Linked DNA regions of Homo sapiens: region 1 is linked to region 2. A link is a contact called in ENCODE Hi-C or POLR2A ChIA-PET data. All regions are on one chromosome and are shown on one strand. Each heading gives the region's core, a stretch centred on a gene start or an enhancer-like site at or near the end of the contact. The rest is flanking DNA. Distances are from core to core; before and after follow the strand shown. Region 1 overlaps AFG1L (AFG1 like ATPase). Region 2 holds the start of SNX3 (sorting nexin 3).

What was found. A loop is a pair of places that touch in the nucleus more often than their neighbours do. ChIA-PET counts read pairs that join two places held with the same protein, here RNA polymerase II (POLR2A). Pooled maps may share reads with other maps.
Region 1: a loop to region 2 is called in a map of B cell, with 15 times the contacts of the local background. The contact joins the enhancer-like site here to the promoter of SNX3 in region 2. A Hi-C loop is called at or near these places in 4 of 168 maps with a recorded cell type or tissue (B cell, CD8-positive, alpha-beta T cell, GM12878 and 1 more), 35 of 37 single-sample maps with no recorded cell type and 14 of 50 pooled maps. POLR2A ChIA-PET finds 5 or more read pairs at or near these places in 6 of 52 experiments (A549, A673, activated B cell and 3 more).

Annotation. Positions count from the first base shown.
Region 1 is chr6:108,346,821-108,354,007 of GRCh38, forward strand. AFG1L (AFG1 like ATPase) reads left to right here. Exons shown (of 13, transcript NM_145315.5): 3 at 168-219. Among named protein-coding and RNA genes, the nearest start is that of AFG1L, 55 kb to the left of the region's middle. RefSeq lists an enhancer at 1,903-2,072. Within about 2 kb of position 1,976, at least 2 of the 41 ENCODE cell types and tissues checked have a DNase peak (open chromatin) inside an H3K27ac peak, as active enhancers do; they include B cell and GM12878, where a contact is called at or near this core.
Region 2 is chr6:108,259,194-108,266,206 of GRCh38, forward strand. SNX3 (sorting nexin 3) reads right to left here and starts at 1,847. Exons shown (of 4, transcript NM_003795.6): 1 at 1,567-1,847. The coding sequence starts at 1,728. RefSeq lists silencers at 1,425-1,534, 1,645-1,904 and an enhancer at 2,032-2,867.

The sequences.
Region 1 (7,187 bases), core at 726-3,225, 88 kb after region 2:
CTGCATAATATTTCAGCTTTAAACACTTTTATATCAAGTTTTTTTCTTACTTATTGTATATAATAGCCCCTCTTGGTTCTGTATATAGGACAGTTAGGAAGACTATGTATATGATTATATTTAATTATTTGCATGGTAGAGATTTATAATTTGTTCTTAATTTGCAGCTTTTTTCAAGGAGCAAACCTCCAAGGGGCCTGTATGTTTATGGAGATGTTGGTAAGTGTGTTAAAATAAGTTTTGGGTGGGCAAAACAGAAAGTTTCTCAGCTTTCTCTCAGGGATGATTTCTATTTCTATCCCTCAATCTGTTACCAGCAAGGGAATAGGATGAGGCAGGGTAAGGTAGGGAGAGAAGAAAAGGGAGAGAGGGCAGTTATCTCAGCTTTTACTTTACTTCTCACAGGATACAGCTGTAGTCTAGGGCAGAATTAGTCACCATGTTAGGGTGCAAACATTATTTAATGTATAAAGTAATTAATATCAGGGAAGGAAATCAACTACAGATAGGTTATTAGACAAATCAGGATTCCATGACTCATTAACTCAGCTTAATACTTTTTAAAAAAATAAGCTGTTCTTTTTTACTTTTAATTTCCATTAATATTTCTAGTCATAACCTAAGCCCTTGGATGAATAATTTAGTCGTTATTATCTTTAATGTAGTTGACAGTAGATACTCTTAATGCATAAGTGGTAACATTTCCTTGGTCTCCCAGTTCTAGACATTGGGCAGAAAGACTCACATATTGCTGGAAACTTTCTGAGTGGTCACTTCTTTCTAGGTTTTCCTAATCATGTAGTGTCTTGCTTATGAAGTCTTCCCTGACCTCATTCTTACTGAAATATTCTGTTTTGTGGTTTCTATTTTCTTCAAACAAATCCTTTTCTCTTAGTCTTAAACCTCTCCTTGGCCACCCTCAGCCACTGATATCATGAAGGAGTTTCTACTTGGCTTTTTTGCCTCCTTGCTTTCAATTATTTCTTTGATGTCTTTTTTAATTTTTTAATTTTAATTTTTTCTAATCCCTCAGTTTACTGTCAATCAATTATTTCTTCTACTGGCATACTCAAAACTCACATTCACATGTAACGAGGTCAGTTTTGGACCTAGACTAATATTCACACTCTAGGCTCCCCTATAGCCACAACACATTTGCGTTATGAGGGAGTGATGGCAGGGGATATTATCTTAGTAACATTTTTAGGAAAAGAAAAAAAAAGGGCATTGAATAAGTAGGTTTTGTTTTGTTTTTGTTTTTGTTTTTGTTTTTGTTTTGAGATGGAGTCTCTCTCTGTCACCCAGGCTGGTGCGGTGGCGCGATCTCGGCTCACTGCAAGCTCCGCCTCCCGGGTTCACGCCATTCTCCTGCCTCAGCCTCCCAAGTAGCTGGGACGACAGGTGTCTGCCACCATGCCCGGCTAATTTTTTGTATTTTTAGTAGAGACGGGGTTTCACCGTGTTAGCCAGGATGGCCTCGATCTCCTGACCTCGTGATCCGCTCTCCTCGGCCTTCCAAAGTGCTGGGATTACAGGCATGAGCCATGGCGCCCAGCCAAATAAGTAGTTTTAATGCCTTAAAGATTAAACTGTTCCTTTCTAAACTGTTCCTTCTTTTTCTAATTTGTTTACTGCTACCTTGCATTGAATGTCCGTTTTGTATTTCCAGATTTAGCTAATCTAATAAGAGAGAATAATTTAGTTCACAAAAGTGAACATTAGAGATTGCCCCTTAAAATTCTTCAGGTTCTTGAAATTACAGAAAAGAAGGTCAAACTATTCTTTTTCTTAGTTCATTGGCTAATTGGTACTTTTGAGACCAATGTATACTTACTTCTTATTTTGAAAGCAGTTATAACAGACACTTGATCAATTTTATGTTCCTGCACCTTTGGGCACCATTAATGATTCTCATCTTGTTGTCAGGTCTCATTCTTTGCCTCCTGAGAACATCTACTTCCAGTACCTTCACTTTCATATTAAGTCATCGCTAAAATCAACAACTTTGTTCCTCCTGTTACCTTAACCACCTGACCATAAATGGAGATGGTTAAAGAAGCATAACTGCTTCCACTTCTGTAAAAGCACTTTTTTTTTAAAAACCCTATGAATGTTGTTGGATTTTAGTTTAGAAAATACAGCCATATGGTAACTAATTGAAGGGAAGCATATTACAAGTTATTCATCTGAGTGTTTGAAAGCAATAGAAAAGATGTGATAGTATGGGATGTTCATATAGTTTGGGTAGGTGGCAACCTTTGTTTGGAAACATCCTTATAATATAGAGAGGGGAAGAGAAAGGAATTCTGAAATGGGAAGTGAGACGAACATTTTGGTGGCTATAATAAGTTTAGTTCAGACCACTTATAAAATATGTAATCGGCCAGGCATGGTGGCTCATACCTGTAATCCCAGCACTTTGGTAGGCCGAGGCGAGTGGATTGCCTAAGCCCAGGAGTTCAAGACCAGCCTGGGCAACATGGCAAAACCCTGTCTCCACAAAAAATACAAAAATTAGCCTGGTGTGGTGGCATGTGCCTATAGTCCCAATTACTCGAGAGGCTAAGGTGGGAGGATCACTTGAGCCTAGGAGGTCAAGGCTGCAGTGAGCCATGATTATGCCACTGCACTCCAGTCTGGGCAACAGAGTGAGACCCCCATCTCAAAAATGAAATAAAATAGGTAATAAAAGATCAAGTTTTCATTTGAGGGGCTCTCTGTATGGGAGAGTAGCCTCAAAATGCCACCATAAGCTCTTATTCTTTATTCTTTTCCTTTGTTGGACTTGGGAAACAGGTATTAAATTTTAACAAGGCTGGGCATGGTGGCTCATGCCTGTAATCTCAGCACTTTGGGAGGCTGAGGCAGGATGATTGCTTAAGACCAGGAGTTTGAGACTAGCCTGGACAACTAGGTGAGACCCCATCTCTACAAAAAAATTAAAAAATTAGCTGAGCATGGTGGTGTGTGCCTGTGGTTCCAGCTACTCAGTAGGATGAGGTGGGAGGATCACTTGAGCCTGGGAGATCAAGGTTGCAGTGAGTTGAGATTGCACCACTGCACTCCAGCCTGGGCTACAGAGTGAGGCCCTATCTTAAAAATAAATAAATAAGTAAATTGGGCTAGGTGCGGTGGCCCACGCCTATAATGCCAGCAACTTTGGGGGGCTGAGGGGGGCGGGTCATTGAGGTCAGGATTTCAGACCAGCCTGGCCAAAATGGTGAAACCCCGCCTCTACTAAAAGTACAAAAATTAGCCGGGTGTGGTGGTGGGTGCCTGTAGTCACAGCTACTCAGGAGGCTGAGGCAGAGGTTGCAGTGAGCCGAGATCGCACCACTGCACTCCAGCCTGGGCAACAGAACAAGACTCTGTCTCAAAATAAATAAATAAATACATAAGTAAATAAAATAAAAATAAATAAATAAACATGCTTGAGCTCAGGAGTTCGAGACCAGCCTGGGCAACATAGGGAGACCTCATCTCTTATGTATTTTTTTTTTTTAAGAAAAATTTAAATAAATAAATAATTTTTAAGGAGACTTCATGGGATAGAGAATACCTACCTGGTAGCACTCCCTTCCCACTTTTCATTCTTGCACTCTATTTGGGCTTTGTCCTGCTCACTTCACCTCTTTCTTCGCAGATGTGTTGAGATGATTGACTCAGATGGATTCTAAATCCTGGGAACTGCAGTAGGGTTGATGTATGAGTTGGAGGGATTATTATCATGGTTCAATCTTGAAATGAATTATTTTTGTTATAAAATGTTTATCACATCTCATATAGAAGCCAAAAGCTGTGGTAGTAGTATTTTGTGACTTCATTCATACCCTACAGCTGGCTTTCTCACAACAGAGCCTCAGCTCTTGACCAGCTGACTGCGGTGGTGATGGCAGAGTTAATGATTTCTCTGGTACACTAGAAGAGAATAAAAGTACATTTTGCTTATCAGCCCCTTTCCTGCTGCCTCCTGGTTTCACCTCACCTGTTTCACATTGATTCAGATTCTAGTTTCACCAGGTGAAAGGTAGGCTGGTTTTAAGGTTAGGAGTTAGGAAGCATAGTTCTCCCTGGCTTGGATGTAGGGATACATGTGCCTACTACACACCTAGGCTGTATTATAGAACCTATTCCTCCTGTGCTACAAACCTGTGCAGCATGTTACTGTATTGAATACTGTAGGCAGTTGTAACGCTGTGGTATTTGTTTATCTAAACATATCTAAACAGAGAAGGTGCAGTAATAATACAGTATAATAGATAAAATATGGGATGCCTGTTTGACCATGAATGGACTGGAAGTTGCTCTGAATGAATCAGTGAGTGAGTGGTGAGTGGATGTGAAGGCTGAGGACATTTCTGTATACTACTTTATACAAGATGTTATCAGTGCTGTGTACTTGGGCTACACTAAATTTATAAAAAAAATTAATTGTACTTCCATGTTAGGATAGCTATGACATCACTAAGTGATAGAAGTTTTTCAGCTTCTTTATAATCTTTTGGGACCACCATTGTGTATGTGGTCCATTGTTGACCAAAATGTCATTATATGCGTTACTGTTTATAGAAATGCGGTGGATTTTTTGATGACCTTGTATCCTGTGATCTTGCTAAATTTAATTATTAACTCTAGTGGTGATTTGGTAGATTCTTTAGGATTTTTTTGTGTGTATACAATTAGGTCATCTGCCAATAAAGATAATTTTACTTCTTTAAATTTTTATGCCTTTTATTTCTTTTTGCTGCCTCCTTGCACCAGCTAGGACCCGAGTACAATGTTGAATAGAAGTGGTGCGTGTAGACATCCTTGCCTGTGTCAAATTGTAGGGGAGAAGTGTGCAGTCTTTTACAAATAAGCATATTAACTATATGTTTTAAAAAATGTATTCAATTGTTTTTATTATGGTAAAACACGTAACATAAAATTTTCCCTTTTAAACATTTCCAGTGTATGATTCAGTATCATTAAGTCTATTCACATTGTTGTACAACTATTACCACCATCCATTTTCAGAACATGAGTGTAGACATCCTTGCCTTTGTCAAATTGTAGGGGAGAAGTGTTCAGTCTTTTACCAATAAGCATATTAACTAAAGCTTTTTAAAAATGTATTTAATTGTTTTTATTATGGTAAAACACATTACATAAAATTTACCCTTTTAAACATTTTCAGTGTATAATTCAGTAGTATTGTCTGTTCACATTGTTGTACAACTATTACCACCATCTATCTTCAGAACATTTTTATCTTCCCAAACTGAAACTCTGTGTCCATTAAACAACAACATCCTATTCTACCTCTCTCCCACATTTTCCACATCCCACCCCAGACTCCCCTGGCCTGGCAACCACCATTCTACTTTCTGTCTTTATGAATTTGATTATTCTTCAGTACCTTATATAAATGGAATCATATAATATTTGTCCTTTTGGGTCTGGATTATTTTACTTAGCAAAATATCTTCAAGATTCATCCATATTATTGTGTATTGCATATGAGTTGGATTCCTTTTTAAGGCTGAATAATATACTTGGTATTCATGGGGGATTGGTTTCAGGATGCCCTTGGATACTAAAATTTGAGGATGCTCAAGTCCCTTATGTAAAATGGTGTAGCATTTGCATATAAACTTTGTGTGTTGTCCTGTACACTTTAAATCCTCTAGATTACTTATAACAATGTAAATGGTACATAAATGCTATAATAGTTGTTATACTATATTGTTTTTTGTTTATGATGATGATTATTATTATTTTGAAGCAGGGTCTCGCTCTGTCGCCCAGGTCCTGAAGTGTAGTGGCGTGATCTCAGCACACTGCAACCTCCACCTTCTGGGCTTAAGCGATCCTCCTGCCTCAGCTTTTCGAGTAGCTGGGACTACAGGCATGCACCACAATGCCCAACTAATTTTTATATTTTTTTGTGGAGATGGGATTTTGCCATATCACCCGGGCTGGTCTCGAACACCTGGACTCAAGTAATCTGCCTGCCTTGGACTCCCAAATTGCTGGGATTATAGGTGTGAGCCACTCCACCTGTTCCTTATATTATTTTTTATTTTAAAAAATATTTTTGATCCACTGTTGGTTGAATCTGGGGATGTAGAAACTAGATACAGAGGGCCAACTGTAACATTTTATGTATATACCACTTTTTGTTTATCCATTCATCCATTAATGGATGTTTGGGTTGTTCCATCTTTTGACTATTGTGAATAATTCTGCTGTGAATATTGAAGTGTAAATATTTGTTTGAATCCCTGCTTTCGGTTGTTTTGTGCATATACTCAGAAGTGGAATTGCTGGATCCTATGGTCACACAATGTTTAATTTTTTTTTTTTTTTTTTGGACACAAAGTCTCTCTCTGTTGCTTAGGCTGGAGTGCAGTAGCACGATCATAGCTCACTGCAACCTTGAACTCCTGGGCTCAAGCAATCCTCCCATTTCAGCATCCTGAGTAGCTGGGACTACAGGCATGCACCACCAAACCTGGCTAATATTTTAAATTTTTAGTAGAGATGAGATCTCACTATGTTGCCCAGGCTGGTCTTGAACTCCTAGGCTCAAGCAATTCTCCCTCCTCGGCCTCCCAAAGTGCTGAAATTATAGGCATGAACCACTGCACTTGGCCTGTGTTTAATTTTTTTGAAGAACTGCCATACTGTTTTCCACAGTGACAGTACCATTGTTATTCTCACCAGCAATGCACAGATTCCAATTTTTATACATCCTTGCTAACACTTGTTATTTTCTTTTTTTTTTTTAATAGTCGTTCTAATGTATGTGAAGTGGTATCTTGTAGTTTTGATTTGCTTTACCCTAATGATTAGTGAATGCATTTTTGGTTAGATAATTCATGACTTTATTCTGAATCTATAAGTATACTACACTGCATGCAGCAGAATTTGAAACTTTATTAACTTTTCTGGGTAAATATAATTATTTAAAATCTACTGCTAATCACTATATCAAGAGATACTGTACTGAATATTTTTGCAATGAATGACTTTCCATCAAAGTGACTTCTTTATTAAAAAAATGTTTGGTGGATTGTTTTTTCATATACAAAAGCACTCTGACATTCAAATGGCATGGGCCCAGTGTCATCTTGTGGCTTGAAGGAAACCCAAAAGATAAGACTTAGATCTTCCTACTTTCTGAAGTGCCTTTGGATTCTAGTAAT
Region 2 (7,013 bases), core at 597-3,096:
TTTTGCAGTTTCCCTATGACAACATATCCTATGATTCAATTTTTATTTATTTATTTAGAGAAGGGATTTTGCTCTTGTTGCCCAGGCTGGAGTGCAATGGCCCGATCTAGGCTCACGGCAACCTCTGCCTCCCCAGTTCAAGAGATTCTCCGGCCTCAGCCTCCCGAGTAGCTGGGATTACAGGCATGCGCCACCACACCCGGCTAATTTTGTATTTCTAGTAGAGATGGGGTTTCTCCATGCTGGTCAGGCTGGTGTCGAACTCCTGACCTCGGTGATCCGCCCAGCTCGGCCTCCCAAAGTGCTGGGATTACAGGCATGAGCCACCGCGCCCGGCCTATGATCCACATTTTACACATCCATAAGAAGACAACAGTGGCTTGAAACATTAAACTATTCGTTTCATATCTTAAAGTTTGATTAACTTTTTAAAATCAATGCTAACTACGTAAGAATCATTTTTTAAAAATACTTAAGTTTCACAACAATGTGAATATACTACTGAGCTGTATGTACACTTAAAAATGGTTAGGATGGTAAATTTGATTTTTGTGTTTTTCACGACACAAAGTGTGTAAGTTAATGAGAATTTTTTCACTTAAATGTTAATAGTAGCTTGTCATATAAATTTTGATTAAAGGAAAAATCGCTTTACACTTAACTTTTAATAATTTGCTGTCATCTTTAAATTAATGTAATTAATTTTTAAAGATGCTTCCATACATGGGCAAATTCTTTAATCCTGAATTATAGAGTGAAAGTGAAGCACTATTTTCAATTAACATCTTTCAAATCATCTAAATTATTGCCAACAAATACTAGTTATGAAATTAGGTATATTTTATTTCTGTTGATTTCTTTATTCAATTAAGTGCAAATCTCGAATTAAGAGAGCAAGATCCCTAGTCTTTTCTTAAAGCAACTGTAGTTCTGGATTATGAGGTAGGTGACACCACACCTCAGCCTTTGGCAGGGCGGTGGCCCAAAATGCTGAAGTCAACCATGTCCAATCACCCTTCTGGTCTGGCTCAGCCCTATCAAAAATTGTCAGGCTTCTGTGAACTTTCATTAAGTCCCGTTCAGAAGACTGCACAACCCAGGTTACTTTAGCAGCTCGGGAAGGGCCTGGAGCAGCCGGGTTGGCTTGCTACCTCTGGGAAGTCTCCAGGAAGAGAAAACTGGGAAAAGGCTTTAACTTTGCGCAAGCCCCTTTTCTCTGTCAACATCTCTTTCCCTTCCCAGCGAAGGGATGTGTTCTCGAAAGATCTACCCCTTTCCAACTCAAATGTCATTCCCTGATCAGCTGCTGGAGGGGCAAGCGGCGCTCAACCCACGCCCTCCTCTTCGAGCACCTTCTCCAAGTGCCAGCGCGCCGGGCTCGCTCTGCAGCCCCCCACACCAGCCCTACAGGAAGAGGGGCCCTGGCTCACGACCCCGGCCCGCCTCTGCAAGGGGGCTCCCGGCCTGGGAGGCTGTGGCTGCCCGCGGGGGTCCACTCCCGGGTCGAGTGGGGGTGACCAGAGCCAGCGGGAGGGGTTTCTTGGGAGAGGGGAGAGACGGCCTCACCTTGACCCTGATTTCGTAAGTGGTGAAGCGGCCCCGGCCGACCCCCACCGTTTGCGGGTTGCTCACATCGATCTCGAGGAAGTTGCTGGGGGGTCCGTAGGCGTCATTCAGGTTCTGCGGCTTGGTGATCAGCCGCCGGGTGTCAGCCACGGTCTCCGCCATTTCGCTGTAGCTGCTGCCGCCGCCGCGGGCTCCCTCCGCCCCCTCCGCGTTCAGCCGCCGCCGCCGCCGCTGCTGCCCGCCGTGGGGACACGGGGCTCGCGCGCAGCGGTCGCGAAGAGAACGAGCACGTAGAGCGGGCGTTCACCCCGCACGCGAAGCTCCTCCCCGCGCCCCTCAAGCTTCCGCCTCCGAGCCCAGGGGAGAAACGGCTCACTAGCTGGAACGCCACGCCCGGCTCCCGGGAGGCCCGGCCGAGGCTGGGGAGGGGCACTGCGGACTGGGGTGTGAGGAGAAGCGGTGTCATGGGACTCGGGGTCGCAAACAGGTTCCGGCCGGACTACAGCGCCCACAATGCACCGCGAGCGCGCCGCCGCGGGGCTGCGGCCGAGGAGGCGAGGACCCAGACGCCCAGAGCTGGCGCTTCCTGTCTCTCTGCGCCAGCCTCGGCCTGCGGCGGGGTAGAGCGCCGGAAACGGCTTTAGCGGCTTTGGGAATTGCGGGCGAAAGTTAAACGGAGAGATCTTAGAGATTTGCCCGCAAATCGAAACAAAACTGCCCCTACTAACTCTGTGCCAACCTGTGCACCGTCTCACTGTGAACCCCTGAAAATGCCTTTCTGGAGAAGGTTAAGCAAATGCCTGAGATGATTTTGCCATAAACCCGAGCGTTGCACCAGACACGCGTCTGGATTGATAGGTTGAAACCAGTAAAGTGGGGGAGTGAAATAAAAACTAAAGCCCTAGTTAAATCCTAGCATTATGGTCAAATCGATTTTGGAGACAGGTCGGTCCGCTAAAACAAAGTAACAGTAGACCGGCTGCAAGCTGCTTTGGGTGTCCACTTTCGTTTCTCACGAAGTCCTGATAAGTTTTTTTTTTTTTTGAAAAGTATTAAACGTACCTCTACAGGACTGGAAATGCAACTCACATGAGCCTTTTTAAGAAACGGGGAGGAAGGCCGGGCACGGTGGCTTATGCCTGTAATCCCAGCACTTTGGGAGGCCGAGGCGGGCGGATCACGAGGTCAGGAGTTCGATACTAGCCTTGCCCACATGGTGAAACCCCATCTCTACTTAAAAATGCAAAATTAGCTGGGCGTGGTGGTGCGCGCCTGTAATCCCAGCTACTCTGGAGGCTGAGGCAGGAGAATCGCTTGAACCCGGGAGGCAGAGGTTGCAGTGAGCTGAGATCTGCCATTGCACTCCAGCCTGGGTAATAGAGTGAGACTTTGTCTCAAAAAAAAGAAAGAAAGAAACGGGGAGAAAACCCAATTAATTAGGTCCTAGTTCATCTCTTATGGTCCAATGGGAAATGCAGATTTTAAATGTTGAGATACGATACATTTCTATCTCTGCCCAGAGAGTTATCCCTCACAACTATTTCTGCATTTTTTAATATGTCAAGTTTAACACTATAATTACTTTAAATAACCTGATCTTCCCCGCCCCCCTTTTCTTTAGATTTTAAATTATTAGTAATTATTTGTGGAGACGGGATCTCACTGTGATTCCCAGGCTGGTCTCCAACTCCCAGCATCAAAGTGATCCTCCCGCCGTGGCCTCCCATATGTGCTGAGATGACAGGTATGAACCACCGTGCTTGGACTGATCTGTCCCTTGAACTGCAAATTTCTTTTCTTTCTTGCTTTTTTTTTTTTTTTTTTTTTTTTTTTTTTTTTGAGACGGAGTCTCGCTGTGTCGTTCAGGCTGGAGTGCAGTGGCGCATCTTGTCTTACTGCAATCTCCACCTTTCGGATTCAAGCGATTCTCCTGCCTCAGCCTCCCGAGTAGCTGGGATTACAGGCGTGCGCCATGACACCCAGCTAATTTTTGTGTATTTTCAGTAGAAACGGGGTTTTGCCTTATTGGCCGGGCTGGTCTCGAACTCCTAACCTCAGCTGATCCGCTCGCCTCAGCCTCCCAAAGTGCTGGGAGTACAGAAGTGAGCCACCGTGCCCGGCCAACAGCAACCATTCTTAATAACACTAAGAAACACTGGAATAAAAAGAAATTACTTGGCCGGGTGCGGTGGCTTGCGCCTGTAATCCCAGTACTCTGGGAGGCCGAGGCGGGCGGATCACCTCAGGTTGGGAGTTTGAGACCAGCCTGACCAACATGGAGAAACCCCGTCTGTACTAAAAATACAAAATTAGCCGAGCGTGATGGCGCATGCCTGTAATCCCAGCTACTCGGGAGGCTGAGGCAGGAGAATTGCTTGAACCTGGGAGGCGGAGATTGTGGTGAGCCGAGATCGTGCCATTGCACTCCAGCCTGGGCAACAAGAGCAAAACTCCATCTCAAAAAAAAAAAAAAAAAAAAAGGCATTACTTAAATACAATGTATATTATTTTCCAGAAAACAACATTCATTTATTAATTCAACAAATATTTGTTGAAGACCTACTAGATGTTTTCATTCTAAGTACTAGAAATGAAAGGGTAGATAAGTCAGGTTTATAGCCTAGTATATAGTCTGTCTTAGGGAGACAATTCAGTAAATAATACACCTGCCAATATAATTGGTGCTATGAGGCAAATAAAACTGAATAATGTGACAGATAGTGACAGACAAGCTCATTAGATATTAATGCTGGGCATGTCTCCTAATGCAACAGACCAAATGGGAATTTGACTGGTATGATTAGAAATGTAAGCTCAATAAATACATATCAATGACTCTGAATTGAAGTCTATGCAAGCTAAGAGACCAGGAACTACTGTATTATGTTGTCATCGGTGACACCTGAACAAAGCAATCATGGAATATTCTCATAGAATGCTTCTGTCTGATTCCTTGGCGACCACTCAGGGCAGCAGTGGGCAGCCAGAACAAATGCCTGCAGTGGGGAAGCGGCTAGGAGGGACAGCAGCACAGCATCATAGCACAGTTGTATAGCCAAAGAAGACCTTCTTGGTGTAAATATCAGGAAAAAAAATTATCCTTATTTTTCAGGAATTGTGATTGCATTTCTAGAATACAAATCCAGAAATAATAAGCTACTAGAATTAACAAGAGAATGTAGTGGCAAGACAGAAATAAAGAATGTAATAGCTTTCCTTTGTCTATGCAATATCTAGTTAGAATGGAAATGGAAGAAAATACCCTGTTTGCAAGTGACCAGAAGTACAAAATATCTAGGAAGGAAGGGATAGGAACTATAAGGAGCAAAGGGAACATAGGACTAAAACTATGAAATTGTATTCAAAGATGTAAGACAAAACCTAAAGAGAAAAGAGTCTATGTTCCTGGATGGGAGGACTTAATATCAGAAAAAGTCACTATCTAAAATTAATAACTTAATACAATTAGAATCTCAATGTGGTTAGTTTTACTCACCCACTCCCACCTTGGATGAGTGGGTGGCACTGAGTCAAGTTTTTTTTTTTTTTTTTTTTTGAGACAGAGTCTCACTCTGTCACCCAGGCTGGAGTGCAGTGGCACAATCTCGGCTCACTGCAACCTCTGCCTCCAGGGTTCAAGCTATTCTCCTGCCTCAGCCTCCCAAGTAGCTGGGACTACTGGCGCCTGCCACCACGCCCGGCTAATTTTTGTGTTTTTAGTAGAGACGGGGTTTCACCATGTTGGCCGGGCTGGTCTCGAATTCCTGACCTTGTGATCCGCCCACCTAGGCCCCCCCAAAGTGCTGGGATTACAGGGGTGAGCCACCGCACCTGGCCCAAAGGTTTTATCATTCAGAAATGGCAAAACTAGGCTGGGCGCGGGTGCACGCCTGTAATCCCAACACTTTGGGAGGCCGAGATGGGCGGATCATCTGAGGTCAGAAGTTTGAGACAATCCTGGCCAACATGGTGAAACCCCGTCTCTACTAAAAATACAAAAAAATAGCTGGGCGTGGTGCCGGGCGCCTGTAATCCCAGCTACTCGGGAGGCTGAGGCAGGAGAATGGCTTGAACCTGGGAGGCAGAGGTTGCAGCTGAGCCGAGATTGCGCCACTGCACTCCAGCCTGGGTGACAAGAGCGAGATTCTGTCTCAAAAAAAAAAAAAAAAAAGGCAAAACTAGCTCCAGAGTTTATATACTTACCAATATTTTACGCTGCCTCTTAGGCAGAAAATTCAGATGGACAATAAGCATAAAAAAGAAATGAAATTACTATCAGCTGACTGTTTAGTGCGCTCAGAATAAAGACGAATTGATAATCTTAATGGCCAGAGCCTTCAAATTGTGATAATTAATACTCTACTCAAATGACACACCTCTCAGGGCACCCACAGCAATACCAGTATACAGACAATGTATTTTTCTAGAATTAGGCCACTTTAGGAAAACATAAAATTGATGATAGTTTTCTAACATTTTAGCTTATCCTTAGAATATGTTCATGTCTTCTCCTCCTACCTCCACTTCAACTGCCACTATACTCAAACTCACTAATCATATAAATGCACATTAAACATGAAATACTTTTTTCTGTCTATCAAAATGGCAAAAATCCAAATGAACAGAAACACACAGTAGGAAAGTAGGAAAACAGGCATTCATATTTCAATGACATGAGTATGAATTTTTACATCTTTTTGGAAAAGTAATTTGATAATATTTATCAAAAGTAAGACTATTAGAGTAGTTTCACCTGCAAATCTTAACTTTTGCTGCAAGAGACCATGGTACATAAGGTTGTAAGGGCAAGGATGTTTATTGCATCTTTGTTTGTAGTGGCAAAAACTGGAAACAGCTCCAAGGCTTATCAATTTTTTAAAAAGCTTGAATTAGGCTGGGCAATGGCTCATACCTGTAATCCCAGCACTTTCGGAGGCCAGGTCAGGCAGATCAGTTGTCAAGACCAACATAGGGAGACCCCATCTCTACAAAAAATTTAAAAATTGCAGGGCATGCTGGTGTGTGCCTATAGTCCCAACTACTTGGGAAGCTGAGGTGAGAGGATTGCTTGAGCCCAAGAGGTTGAGGCTGCAGTGAACTATGATCATGCCACTCTACTCCAGCCTAGGTAACAGACAAGGACCTTGTCTCAAGAAAGAAAAAAAGAAAAAAAAAAAAAAAGAAAATGCTTGAATTATAGTATGTTTAAAGTGTGGGAAATTGTATAATGATTAGAGTAAATGAACTAGTTATATTTTCATTTATTAGAATACTCTATTATTTAGTTATTAGAATTAGAGGAGGACTATCCATGATGTATTGGTGAAAGCACAGAATCCTAGCCACTAGACTACCAGAGACCATGATATTGGTAAGTGAGGATCACAAAATAATCTGTCTGCTATAGTCCATTTGGGTAAACAAATAAAACCGTATCAGTAGGCTAG